Regions from separate parts of the Homo sapiens genome. Here all the other regions are linked to region 3. Evidence: chromatin contacts called from ENCODE Hi-C or POLR2A ChIA-PET data. All regions are on one chromosome and are shown on one strand. The core of a region is the stretch at or near the end of the contact, and the rest is flanking DNA. Distances in the headings are between cores, read along the strand shown.

Region 1 (2,776 bases), core at 37-2,536, 2.0 Mb before region 3:
AATAACAACGAATCTCTGGCACATAGGAGTGCTATGTATTATCTCTGTTACAAAGCAATATCCTAAGACAAGTTTTATGGTCCTAACCTAAATTATTTCTATATATATATATTTTTGAGACAGAGTTTCGCTCTTGTCGCCCAGGCTGGAGTGCAATGGCATGATCTCAGCTCACTGCAACCTCTGCCTCCCGGGTTCAAGCTATTCTCCTGCCTCAACCTCCCAAGTAGTTGGGATTACAGGCACCTGCCATCACACCTGGCTAAGTTTTGTATTTTTAGTAGAGACGGGGTTTCACCACGTTGGCTAGTCTGGTCTTGAACTCCTGACCTCAGGTGATCCACCCGCTTCGGCCTCCCAAAGTGCTGGGATGACAGACATGAGCCACCGCGCCTGGCCTATTTCTATAATTTTTACTGTAATAAAAGAATAATACTCCACAAATACTTACAGTGATAATGCCTACGGCATAAAGACACAATCCAGGGTAAGCCATTCATTGAGAGGTCACCAGAAACTGGGAAGTTGGGGAAACAAATTTGAAAAAAAGGTCTGCTGATGAAAGTGACTGCATTTACCACACACTTTCGTCCAAGAAAAGCTATGTGAGTACGCCAACGCCGGCCTGAAATCTTCCTAAGAATGCGTGCTTATAGCCTATTTGTTTAAACAGGGGGAGAAAGTTAACATTCAAACACCAGAGATTCTGAATATATTTTATTAGTTCAAATGCCTCTACAGTTAACAGAGTCTCGGGGGTTTGGTTAACAGGGCAGATGAAAGCAGTTCATGAAACAGTGGAAAATATAACCTGATCAAGTCTGATGCAGTCTATAAAGGCAAGGCCCCAGCCTCCGTTGCTACGGCAACCGACTCCGCCCCCACCCGGAGAGGGAACCTGAAACTTGGCGACCCCAGCACCCCAGCGGGGTGGTCGCCTCCCTTCCGTGTCCGCGGCTTTGTTTTTTATGGTTGGGAATAGGTAAGGGACACAAGTCAAGGGGGATGCTAGATTCGTCCCCTCTGGTCTCCGTAGAGGGAGCTATAAAAGGTTCGTCCACAAGCAGAAACCCCTCTGTGGCGCCTCAACGTTAAGGACCCCCACGATTCCCTTTGCCCGGCGGGAGACTAAAGGCCGGAAAAGTACAGCCCGCCCAGGGGTGGGAGCCGAGCTAGCCCCACCTCCCGGTGGCTTCTCGCGATCGTGGAGACGCAGCGAGCCTATGTAACTTCCGGTCGCGACCCATCAGCTCCTCGGCGATTGGTCCGTTTCCACGGCCGGCTGGGTGACGTTATCGCCGGGTCCTGGGGCTGCACGTGTGGTGAGGCCTACAGAAGCGGCCTTCAGCTGGACCTTGGTCTCCCCGCCGGACTTCGAGGGTGTCATCGCCGCCCCTGTTGGGGGTGAGCGCCGCGCGGCTGCAGCATGGTGAGCAAGCCTTGCTTGTTTCGGCGGCCGAGCGCTGTGGTTTTGCAGAGGCCAGGCTGCTTCCGGTAATACCTTGGCTACTGCGGCCCGGGTCTGGGTCATGCCAGAGGCTGCTTGCGGCACGGTACCCCGAAATGGGCCAACGTCACCACCGTGGGCATTCTTTGCAAGTTACAGTCTCCCACCGCCGAGCCTCCCTGGGATGTGGCCCGGAGAGGAGAATGGCCTTTTTGTTTTATCCCTGGGAGCCTGCAGCCCTGCGTGATTTCGGTTAACTAAAAGCTGGTGACTGCCGACACAAACGCGCAACCCTGTGCTTCTTGGGGTCGAGCAGAGGGAGCTGCTGGTCTCCCTCAGCGTTGGAGTGGCAGGTGTCTGCCTGTCTGTTTCCTCTGAGAAAGGGAACTTGTGGGAGAGCATAAGGTTGGGCCCAAAGTAAAGCCACTTAATTGGTTTCCCAGTTTAGAGAATCAAAATTGAATAGCGAAGTAAGAATGTAGAAAGAGGTGATGGATCTTATTAAACTTTAGCTGTTTGTGTCGTGATTTTATTTACTGGTTGGTAGATGCTCTGTGTGGAGCTGTCTACTCCAGATTATGTTGTGGCAGGCTTCTTGTCATTCTAGTTCAGTCGGCCAGGGGCCTTCCCTGAGCAGCCAGTGTAAAGTAGCTTTTAAGGCATTTTCACGTCACTGTCTTATATTTTCTTCACCGGAAATTATCTTGATTTTCTTGCTAAGAACAGGGACTTTATCTGACTTTCCCACTTCTGTATTCTCAGTTCCCATAACAAGGTCTGGCACAAAGTAGGTGCTCAAGGAATGTTTGTTGAAGGAAGGTTAAGTATGGATTCTGCAGAACACAGCTGATGTTGCCTGCCCTAGAAGTGTAGATTTTTAAAAAGTATCTTTAACATGACTACTAAAGATGCATGTGTGGACTATGGAATTATTCTCCGTCTTTTTGTTCTGTTTTAATTAATTGTTGTGATTTTGTTCCTTTGAAGCCTCACAGGAAGAAAAAGCCCTTTATAGAGAAGAAGAAAGCTGTGTCTTTTCACTTGGTCCACCGGAGCCAACGAGATCCTTTAGCAGCAGATGAGAGTGCACCCCAGAGGGTTCTATTGCCCACACAAAAAGTAGGTCCTGTTCTTTAGCCAGTCAGTTTGTAGGTAGACAATAGTTTTTTTTTTCTTTTTTTTTTTTTAAATAAATAGAGTCTTAGCACGTTGCCCAGGCTGGTCTCGAACTCCTGGACTTAAGCAGTCCTCCCAGCTTGGCCTCCAAAAGTGCTGGGATTACAGGCATGAGCCACCACGCCTTGCTATGTTAATAGTTTTTAATAAATT
Region 2 (2,745 bases), core at 50-2,549, 1.5 Mb before region 3:
GGCTCCCACCACCACACGTGGCTAATTTTCGTATTTGTATTTTTAGTAGAGATGGGGTTTTGTCATGTTGGCCAGGCCTGTCTCGAACTCCTGACCTCAGGTGATCCACCCACCTCGGCCTCCCAAAGTGCTGGGATTACAGGTATGAGCCACTGAGCTCAGCCTGATATTAACCTTTTAATTCAATACAGTCTTCCCATAACAGACCTTCTCCCATTGATGGGCTCATTTTTATTGCTCTTTGTTCTCTACTGATTCTGTCAGTTTTTAGAGCCCATAAAATAGCTTCATTTCTATACCGTCTTATTCACATTCAGATTTTTCATATAGCATGTCACACACAGTATAAGACATTTTCCATAACATATTATGAGTTGATGATTTCTGTCATGTTGAAGAAGATCATACAGCAACACTTATCTTGTAAATTCTCTTATAATGCCAGGTAAAAAAAATGTTATGTGAAATGGCACATTGAAAGAAAGGAAAATCTAAAGGTGGATTGCTTAAATGATTGTGATTGTTTTTCCCATTGGATCTTCTGCAGATGAGAATTCCCTGCATAGATCACCCAAGGGGTGGCAGATCGGGCTTCTCAGTTTCAGCCAGGGGTGGACGGTTTGCATCTCCTGATGTGTTCATCAACAACATGATGAAGCCAGTGTCCTTGGCTACTGATTCCAACCTTTTGTTCTGTTCTTGGAGAAATGGGGAAAAAGATACACTTATATACTAGTGTAGATTTTGGTTATCTTTATTTGTGAAGAAAATTTTTTGTTTACCTCTCATTTTATTCATTCGTTCAGTAAATATCTCATTTTATTCATTCGTTCAGTAAATATTTATCCACCCACCTACTATGTGCTAGGCACTGTGATAGTCACTAGGTATTAAAAAAGTACATTGATGATCGATGCTAAGATTATTTTCAAACTATTTTAAGAGAGGACTCCTAAATTAAAAGAAATTATGTATCAACAGACAAATGCCCTTTTATTTTTTTCCCTACAAAATTGCTGCTGGCTAGAGAATGATGATGATTTGCACTTCTGACATCATTGCCTAATGTTGGGTTTCTGTGCCTGGGCTCTTTATGCTGTGGAGGCAAATGGTGCTTTGAGTGTCTTAATTTCACCGGAATGCTGCACCTGTTGCTGGCTATTCTTGCATATGAAATCCAGACCCTAGAGTCACTTGCTTTCATTTCCTTTTCCTCCTCCCTCTTTCCGGTGTGTGTTTGGGGGGGGTGGGGGTGGTGAGGCAGGGTGGGGGCAGCAGATTAGTAGCTTCTGTGAAGAGTAACCACCTTCCTGTTCCGTCAAGGCTATGATTTTAGCGCCCCCGGGAGTGGTAGTGTTGCGTCACTCTGTCATCTGTCGCCGAAAGACTCATAATCCGGGCAGCCTCAAGAGTTTGAGGCGTGGGTTTGTGCCCGAGTTTGGGGTTCTAGGGGAGGGGTGAAGTGGAACAGGCTTTCAGCAGCTGCTGCCGCCACCTGATACCTGGAACCTTACTGCTATTGAGGAACATGTATTTCCTCTTGGCTTCATTTGCTGTTTGGCTATGACTGAGGAAGACAGGAGGTATTGCATAGTATCATTTACTTTCATAAACATAACTTTGACATCTCTAGGCTTCATGTTGGTTCAGGCAATGCTCTCGAAAGCCAGGGAGCTGCTTTGCAAGATGCATGCTATGGCTGAAGGAACGGCTCAATAGCTGGGAGCTGGCCCTGAGGTTTAAATCCACTCACAGCACGAATTTGGTGTTTTACTTTGTGTCCTGAAACCTCAATAACCTCATTTTTCAAGTGAGAGTTGAAATATTGACACAACTTAACTTTTAAGAATTTTGAAGGCATCAGTGAAAATAAATTGAACGAACTTTGAAGTTCAGAGATCTCTAAAAGTGAATACAGACCAAATTATATCCTGATGATCAAGTAGGAACATCCGTAGTTCCAGTACTATAGTTCATTGACAACCTCCAGAAAGTTACGGTAGTCTAACATTCCTTATTTAAAACCAACTTTGCCATGTTTAATTTATTTATACTTTTATAGATAGACAGATTTACTACTGGACATTCTCTGGCAGAGAAAAATTTCATGGAAAGTGAAGTTTAATGTGAAATGGCACATAAGTGGTCCTGACTTGCAAACTCAGGAATGGCTTGTTGACCACTGTCCTGGAATAAGAGAGCCCAGCTTTGTTCTTGTCTTATTTCTGGATCGCCCTTTCTCCTTTGTACCTTCTGACATTGTTTCTGAGTTCCCTCCTCCCATCTGCCACCCGCTCCTTTGCAACTCTGTAGAGCATTTTAATAACAGGTTGTTTGTGCCTGTCTTGCCTCTGCAGCACTCACTCCCACCTGTTTCCTCAGCCTCTGACTTCTCCTTTCCCCTTTTTGGCATGCTCTGACCTGCCTCCGTAGTTGAACCCGATTCCTGAGGCAATGATATGGCAGGTCCCTCAACTCTCCATCTATAGCACTTGCCTTGCCTGGCCTGGGAACCGGCTCTTTCACTGCTGTACTGCATGGAACAGAGTAGGCACTGCTTAAACCTATCAGCTGCCTGGCTCTCTCAAATGCTCTTTCCAGGAACTCTGGCACTGTGAACCCACTGCTGAATCTCGTGGCTCATAAATAAACTCTCAAGTGATAATTGTGACTTGAATTCTCTAGTTCTTACCTGACCACCTCTTAATATCATCCTGGAACTGTCTTTATATCATCTTGGAAACC
Region 3 (2,794 bases), core at 57-2,556:
TAACCCTCTGAAAAATCCTAAAGGTTTATTTTATGCTACTCTTTTCCTTTTGCCATGTCAACAATTGGACTGCTTTGGAAAACCTTAGTATGAGCAAATGCAAAACCTGTTAATATAATTTCCATAGGTCTCTAAAGAACAAACAGTATTGAAATTTAGCAAATGGAAATTAAAATTTAAAAAGTTTGGGATTTTGTATTAAAAGATTTTAAATTAATCTACACCGATATCAGAATGCCCATAAATAACTTCATCTTGGATCAGAGTCAACGAAGTAATCATGGAATAAAAGGTCAATTCGTTCCCAAGCATCTTTTATCTGGGACTTACAACAGGGCTCAATAAGAAAAACAAGAGAAAGGGAGAGGGAAATGGAGTACTAGGACATTGGTAAACACATACTGTTTTGCCTCTTTGCCTCTATACTCCCAAATATACCCGTTAAAAACATACTGGCAGATTACTTTGAATTCAGCACGCGCTCTATAAACCCCTTCCAAGCAAAGGAGTTCCAAGGCGCAGGTCTTGGAACAACACAAATAACCTCAGGTCTGCAAAATAAGGAAGTTCCCCTTTAATAAGGACCGAGGCTAAGGCTAAGATCCTCTCACTTCCATGAATGGCAAAGTTACCAACTTTGCTCATCCCGTGCAGACAGTGGATGATGCCTCCCCAGTCTTACTTTAAGCCATTTGTCCCCAAATAACCCAAGTTTCTAAAAACCAGACGGAACGAGAAGCTTAGGGTTCCCTAAGTTTAACTCCTCCTTCGTCCCTTCCCAATACAAAGACACACAAACTGGGGGGGACACGGAGGTCGGTGCCCTCGAGGCTTAAGTCGCCATTTGCTGACCTCAACGGCTGGCCCGGCATGCGGCCCGGCGAGGACACGAGCGCGGCGGACGCCCTCTCAGGGCGCCCGGACGGCCGACCCGGGACGCGCATGGACCGGGGTCAGCCGCCTTTCCTCTGCTCCAGGCCGGGCCCGTCAACCCCACGGCCGCCAGCGCCAGCGCCTCGGTCCCGGCCGCGGCCTCAAACTGCCCGGCCGCTGCCTTCGTCCCCGCCGCAGCGCGGACGGCGCCGGCCTCCCCTGCGGGCCTCCCGTCACTCACCGGCCGGCGCGGCCGAACCGCGGCCCAGGCCCTAGCTGCCCTGGACGCCGTGCCCAGCTGCTCCGCTCTGTCCCGGCGACGCTCCGTACCCCACACAGCCGTCCGAACCGCCTCCTCCGCCCCTCTTCCCCAGCCGGGCCGCCGCCTTTTCTCTTCTCCCGGCCTGCTCCAGAGGCAGCCACCCTCCTCGCGCGCCCCGCCCCGCTGCGCCCCGCCCACCCGGCCCGGCTTCTGCCGACAGCTGGGCGGGGACGCGCACGCAGTCCCGGCGGGGACGCGCACGCCGCCCTCTGACCCCGCAGCGTCGTGGCTAGAGTAGGGTCTGGAGAGAGCTCCCACTGTGGCGAGTCCTGTCGTTGGATTCCCGCGGCGCCCCGTAAGGCTCCGCCCCGGCGGTGCTACCAAACCCTGTTCGATTTTAGAATCGTACATTCCCAGAGGGAATCCTAGACCCCTCATTTTACAGTTGAGGAAACAGGCCCAAGTAGCATGACTTGTTCGCGCCGCTAGTCGAAGGAGCAGCAGCCCCGATCCCTTGACTCTGGGGCACTGCTTTCCCTTTAGCTCATTTTTGGAGGAAATGGGTGCGCCCTTGCTCGACCTTTGGTGATTGCCGCCACAGGCCTTCCCGCCGGCTAACTCAGCGTGCCCAAGTCCCGTGACTTAGTGCCAGGACGGTGCTGTGACCCGTTATCCCCTGTCGGGTTTTACCTCCCCCCGGGAGAGCTCAGCCCTGGATCCCGGCGGGCGGCGGAGCCTCTCTGGAGCCCGGACGGGACAGCCCACCAGGGTCTGCTTCTGTGAGGGGCCGAGGCGTCATTCCGCGAAGGTAATTAGCTGGGGAGGGGACTTGAAGCCGCTTTTGCAGTGTACCTTACATATGACTGGGGAGTAAAGAAATCCCACAGGGCTGTATCAAAGAATGGATGGATGTCCACGCCCCCGCTACCACCACCAAGCCTTGGTCTACGGCCGAGGGACAGTGATTCCGAGCTCTGGGTGTTGGGAGCCGCTCACCCGCCCCCACCCCTCTGTCGGGGACTCCTGCCCACCCCGTCGCAAGAGAATTACAACAAAGGAAAGATGGTTGTAATCCTGGCAGTGGGGATGGGGGCAGAGCCAGGAAAACACTGTTGTCATCCTTTTTGTGGCTGCATCTTTACCCCTTGCTGTTGTGCTTTGGGAAAGAGAGCTCACACATAATTTGCTATCCTACAGAGAAAGCCTGTGGGTTTTTCAGATCCGTAAATTAAACAAAACAAAACAAAAACTGAGTTAGGAACTTAGATTACAGAGTAAAGGTTGATTCCTTAAATGATTAACTTTTTGAAAAATTATCTGTTCCCCTTATTTTGCCTGATTTGGCTGTAGACAGGCTCTGGTCCTCGGTTCAGACCTTGAGAGCCACTGTCCAGAGAGCTACATGGTCAGGATGGGGAAACAGGCAGGATGGCCCAGTGGGAGAGGATGTAGGTGCTGCTACACTATAGCCCCGCTCAATGCTCACTGTCCTGGATTGAGTCACAGACCTTTGTTTTGCTTTAGCTGTCCTCTTATAAAGGATCTAAAATAGATTATCTCTAGAGCCCTTTCCAGCTTTAAAATTCTGTGAATCTCTAATTATACTTATTGAGATCTGGGGCTTTACCTTTTACTAAGTCACCTAGCTGACACTAGGTC
Region 4 (2,879 bases), core at 295-2,794, 1.7 Mb before region 3:
AAACCACAACCTTCCAATGGCTCCTCAGAGGTTCATATATTGTCCTACAAGACTCTACTCTGTTTTCCCCTCCATTACCTGTCCCTCTACTTTTCCCCTTACTCACTCCCTCCAGCCATGCTTGCCTCTTTGAAGTTCCTCCAATAAACCATACATACTCCCAGCGTTAGTACCATTGCACTGGCAGTTCCCTCTTCATGGAAAGCAATTTCTCCAGTTTTCCGCATGGCCATTTCCCTCATTTTCCTGAAGTCTTTGCTCAAATGTCACCATCTCAGTAACTTGTGCATCATATTTAAGATTACAGCCCTACCAGCTACTCCCACCCGCACCACATACATTGTTCTCCCCTCCCCGCAGCATCTTCTAACATTTGCTTATTACATCTAGTGTTTGACCTCCTTTCTCCACCACCAGCATAATGTAAGCCCCAAGAACACGGGAAAATGCCTGTCACATAGAGCTCAACAAATATTTGTTGAATGTAGAATGGATGAACTCGCTTGCCAGCTTGTCATTTCTGGAGACATGGCCACAAATTCCCAAGAAAAAAAAAAGGATGCATTTTAAAGAGGCTAGGGAGGACAATGACAGCAAAGACTGCAAAGAGTTTTAAAACAGGAGAAAAAGAAGATGGGATACAATAACCACAAATTTCAATACTGAAGGCATTGTGGGCCTGAAAATAACGCTCTTGGGAAAAGTGGCAGTCGGGGAATTAATTATAAAGGTAGACACGGCGGATCTAAGTGCCTGGCCATGGACACTGGCATGCGCTCCCTCACCCAAACCCACTTCCCGCTCAGCTCTTTCCGGAGCCTTCCACCCTAACACAGAAAGTTCACACCAAGAGACTGAACGATTTCTAAACTTTATGGAAAAAGCCAATGACAATCAATTAGCCAAAAACGAGACGCCAAATCCCATCTCACTCCAGCGCCATGCCCTCTTCTCAAACGCTCGCCGGCTCTAGGACCTCTCCACCAGCACAGTTCTCAGGAGTCCTGCTGGTCTCCCAGTGCTGTTCTAAGGGTCCACATGAAGGCAGGTCAGGCGGGACTCCCCGGGCAAGCACTTCTGTACGCGGAAAGCACGAGGCGCAGGAGCCATGGAGAGCCGGTCCTTTGGAGACAGGAATACTTAAGAGGATTGGCAAACCGGAGAAACGCTGGGAGAGGTGCCCCGCACTGCGGTGGTAAGGCAGAGTCTCAGTTCTCCTCGGGCTTGTCGGCTGGCGGTCCACAAGGCTGAAGCATCTTTTCCATCAAGTTGAAGCGGACTCGCGCTTTGCTCTCATTCTCCGCAATGGCGAAGTAGTTGAGAAGGTCGAAGTGGCCCATGTAGGAGCAGTACGAGTCGCGGTGTTGGTTCACCAGCCACTCCCACTTGGTGGTGTCGGCGTGGCCCGTGCCGATGTACTTGGACTGCAGGTGCTCCAGCTGGCTATGGATGGTGTAGCGGTCAGTCATCTCGCCGCTTTCCCCTTCGCTCTCAGGTCAGAGGACGCAGGTAACAACTCGCCGCTCTAGCGTTTTACAGGAGAGTGAAGCCACCGCGCGGAAGCTCCAGGTCCGCGCCGTCGCAGAAGAATGGCGTCACAACGACTAAGTAGCGTAACTCTCGCTCATAGGGCTCAGAGGCGGAAGCGGAAGCACATTCTGTCACGCAATTGGAGTTGCTGAGGCGACGCAACAAGTGTGCCTCCCCCCTCCATGGAGATCCCCGCCCCATCAGAGAATGTTGCATGATGGTCCACTTAGTGGCTAAGGGAGGCCCTTTTCCAACAAGGAGCGTTGCATGCTGGGACTTGTGGTCTTGGGAGTTCGTGCACGCAGGCTTCCGGGACTCCTGGTCGCGTTCTGTTGTTTGTTTGTTTGTTTGTTTAAGACGGAGTCTTGCACTGTTGCCCGGGCTGCAATGCAATGGCGCGATCTCGGCTCACTGCAACCTCCGCCTCCTGGGTTCACGCGATTCTCCTGCTTCAGCCTCCCGAGTAGCTGGGATGACAGTTGCACACCACCACGCCCGGCTAGTTTTTTTGTATTTTTAGTAAAGACGGGGTTTCACTGGTCTCGAACCCCTGACCTCGTGATCCGCCCGCCTCGGACTCCCAAAGTGCTGGGATTACAGGCGTGAGCCACCGCGCCCGGCCCCTGGTCGCGTTTTAAAAGTGATCTGGGGACCTAGTGGAGGGCGATGTCTGGAGGTGGGGAGCATCCGTGGGTGGCTTGGGGCTGATAGGAAATGGGAAACCCAAGAATGACTGGACTACGAGCAGCCCCGAAAATAAACTCTTGGTGTATTTCGGAGCCGTCGTGGCGGCACGGCCGTCCCTTCACAACCGGGGATGGATTACCCAGAAGTCAGCAGGCGCCAGTTCTGGTCCCAACTATGTCTCTTAGGAGTTTGTGGCATAAAAGAGTTATTTCAGCTCTAACCAGGGTGCTTGGTGAGCAAGTACAGCACCAGTTCCCACACATTCCGGCTTCCACCTCAAGCTCCTCCTTCCTCTCTAGCCACTTATTTTGATATCCTCCCTCCAAGGCCTCACCTCACCCTACTTGGCTCTTCCATTCAGTGGGTTTTGTGGATTCAACCAACCTGATTGAAAATATTGGGGGAAAATATCAGTCTGTACCGAAATGCAGACTTTTTAAGGTTATTATTCCCTAAACAATACAGTATAACAACTATTTACATAGCATTTACATTGTATTAGGTATGTTAAATAATCTAGAGACAAACTATACAGGAGGATGTGCGTATATGCAAATACAAGCCGTTTTATATCAGGGACTTGAGCATCCTCTAGTTTTGGTATCCATGGGGGTCCTGGAACAAATCACTCACGAATACTGAGGGACAACTGTATTTCTCCA

Evidence for each region. Hi-C counts contacts between places; a loop is a spot of excess contacts on that map. ChIA-PET counts read pairs that join two places held with the same protein, here RNA polymerase II (POLR2A). Pooled maps may share reads with other maps.
Region 1: a map of naive thymus-derived CD4-positive, alpha-beta T cell shows a loop between it and region 3 (9-fold over the local background). The contact joins the promoter of LTV1 here to the promoter of FBXO30 in region 3. A Hi-C loop is called at or near these places in 1 of 168 maps with a recorded cell type or tissue (naive thymus-derived CD4-positive, alpha-beta T cell) and 8 of 50 pooled maps. POLR2A ChIA-PET finds 5 or more read pairs at or near these places in 1 of 52 experiments (WTC11).
Region 2: a loop to region 3 is called in a pooled map, with 3 times the contacts of the local background. The contact joins the enhancer-like site here to the promoter of FBXO30 in region 3. A Hi-C loop is called at or near these places in 2 of 37 single-sample maps with no recorded cell type and 6 of 50 pooled maps.
Region 4: a loop to region 3 is called in a map of CD8-positive, alpha-beta T cell, with 9 times the contacts of the local background. The contact joins the promoter of SF3B5 here to the promoter of FBXO30 in region 3. A Hi-C loop is called at or near these places in 3 of 168 maps with a recorded cell type or tissue (CD4-positive, alpha-beta T cell, CD8-positive, alpha-beta T cell and naive thymus-derived CD4-positive, alpha-beta T cell) and 13 of 50 pooled maps.

What each region holds. Positions count from the first base shown.
Region 1 is chr6:143,842,052-143,844,827 of GRCh38, forward strand. It overlaps LTV1 (LTV1 ribosome biogenesis factor), which reads left to right and starts at 1,287. Exons shown (of 11, transcript NM_032860.5): 1 at 1,287-1,429; 2 at 2,435-2,566. The coding sequence starts at 1,427. RefSeq lists enhancers at 1,091-1,140, 1,321-1,530, 1,721-1,790.
Region 2 is chr6:144,333,077-144,335,821 of GRCh38, forward strand. All of the region lies in intron 2 of UTRN (utrophin), which reads left to right. Among named protein-coding and RNA genes, the nearest start is that of UTRN, 49 kb to the left of the region's middle. Within about 2 kb of position 1,300, at least 15 of the 41 ENCODE cell types and tissues checked have a DNase peak (open chromatin) inside an H3K27ac peak, as active enhancers do.
Region 3 is chr6:145,813,489-145,816,282 of GRCh38, forward strand. FBXO30 (F-box protein 30) reads right to left here and starts at 1,307. Exons shown (of 3, transcript NM_032145.5): 1 at 1,115-1,307. All of the region lies in intron 1 of EPM2A-DT (EPM2A divergent transcript), which reads left to right. RefSeq lists enhancers at 716-1,270, 2,328-2,397 and a silencer at 948-1,487.
Region 4 is chr6:144,094,029-144,096,907 of GRCh38, forward strand. SF3B5 (splicing factor 3b subunit 5) reads right to left here and starts at 1,545. Exons shown (of 1, transcript NM_031287.3): 1 at 856-1,545. The coding sequence starts at 1,469. The coding sequence ends at 1,209. RefSeq lists an enhancer at 1,295-1,994.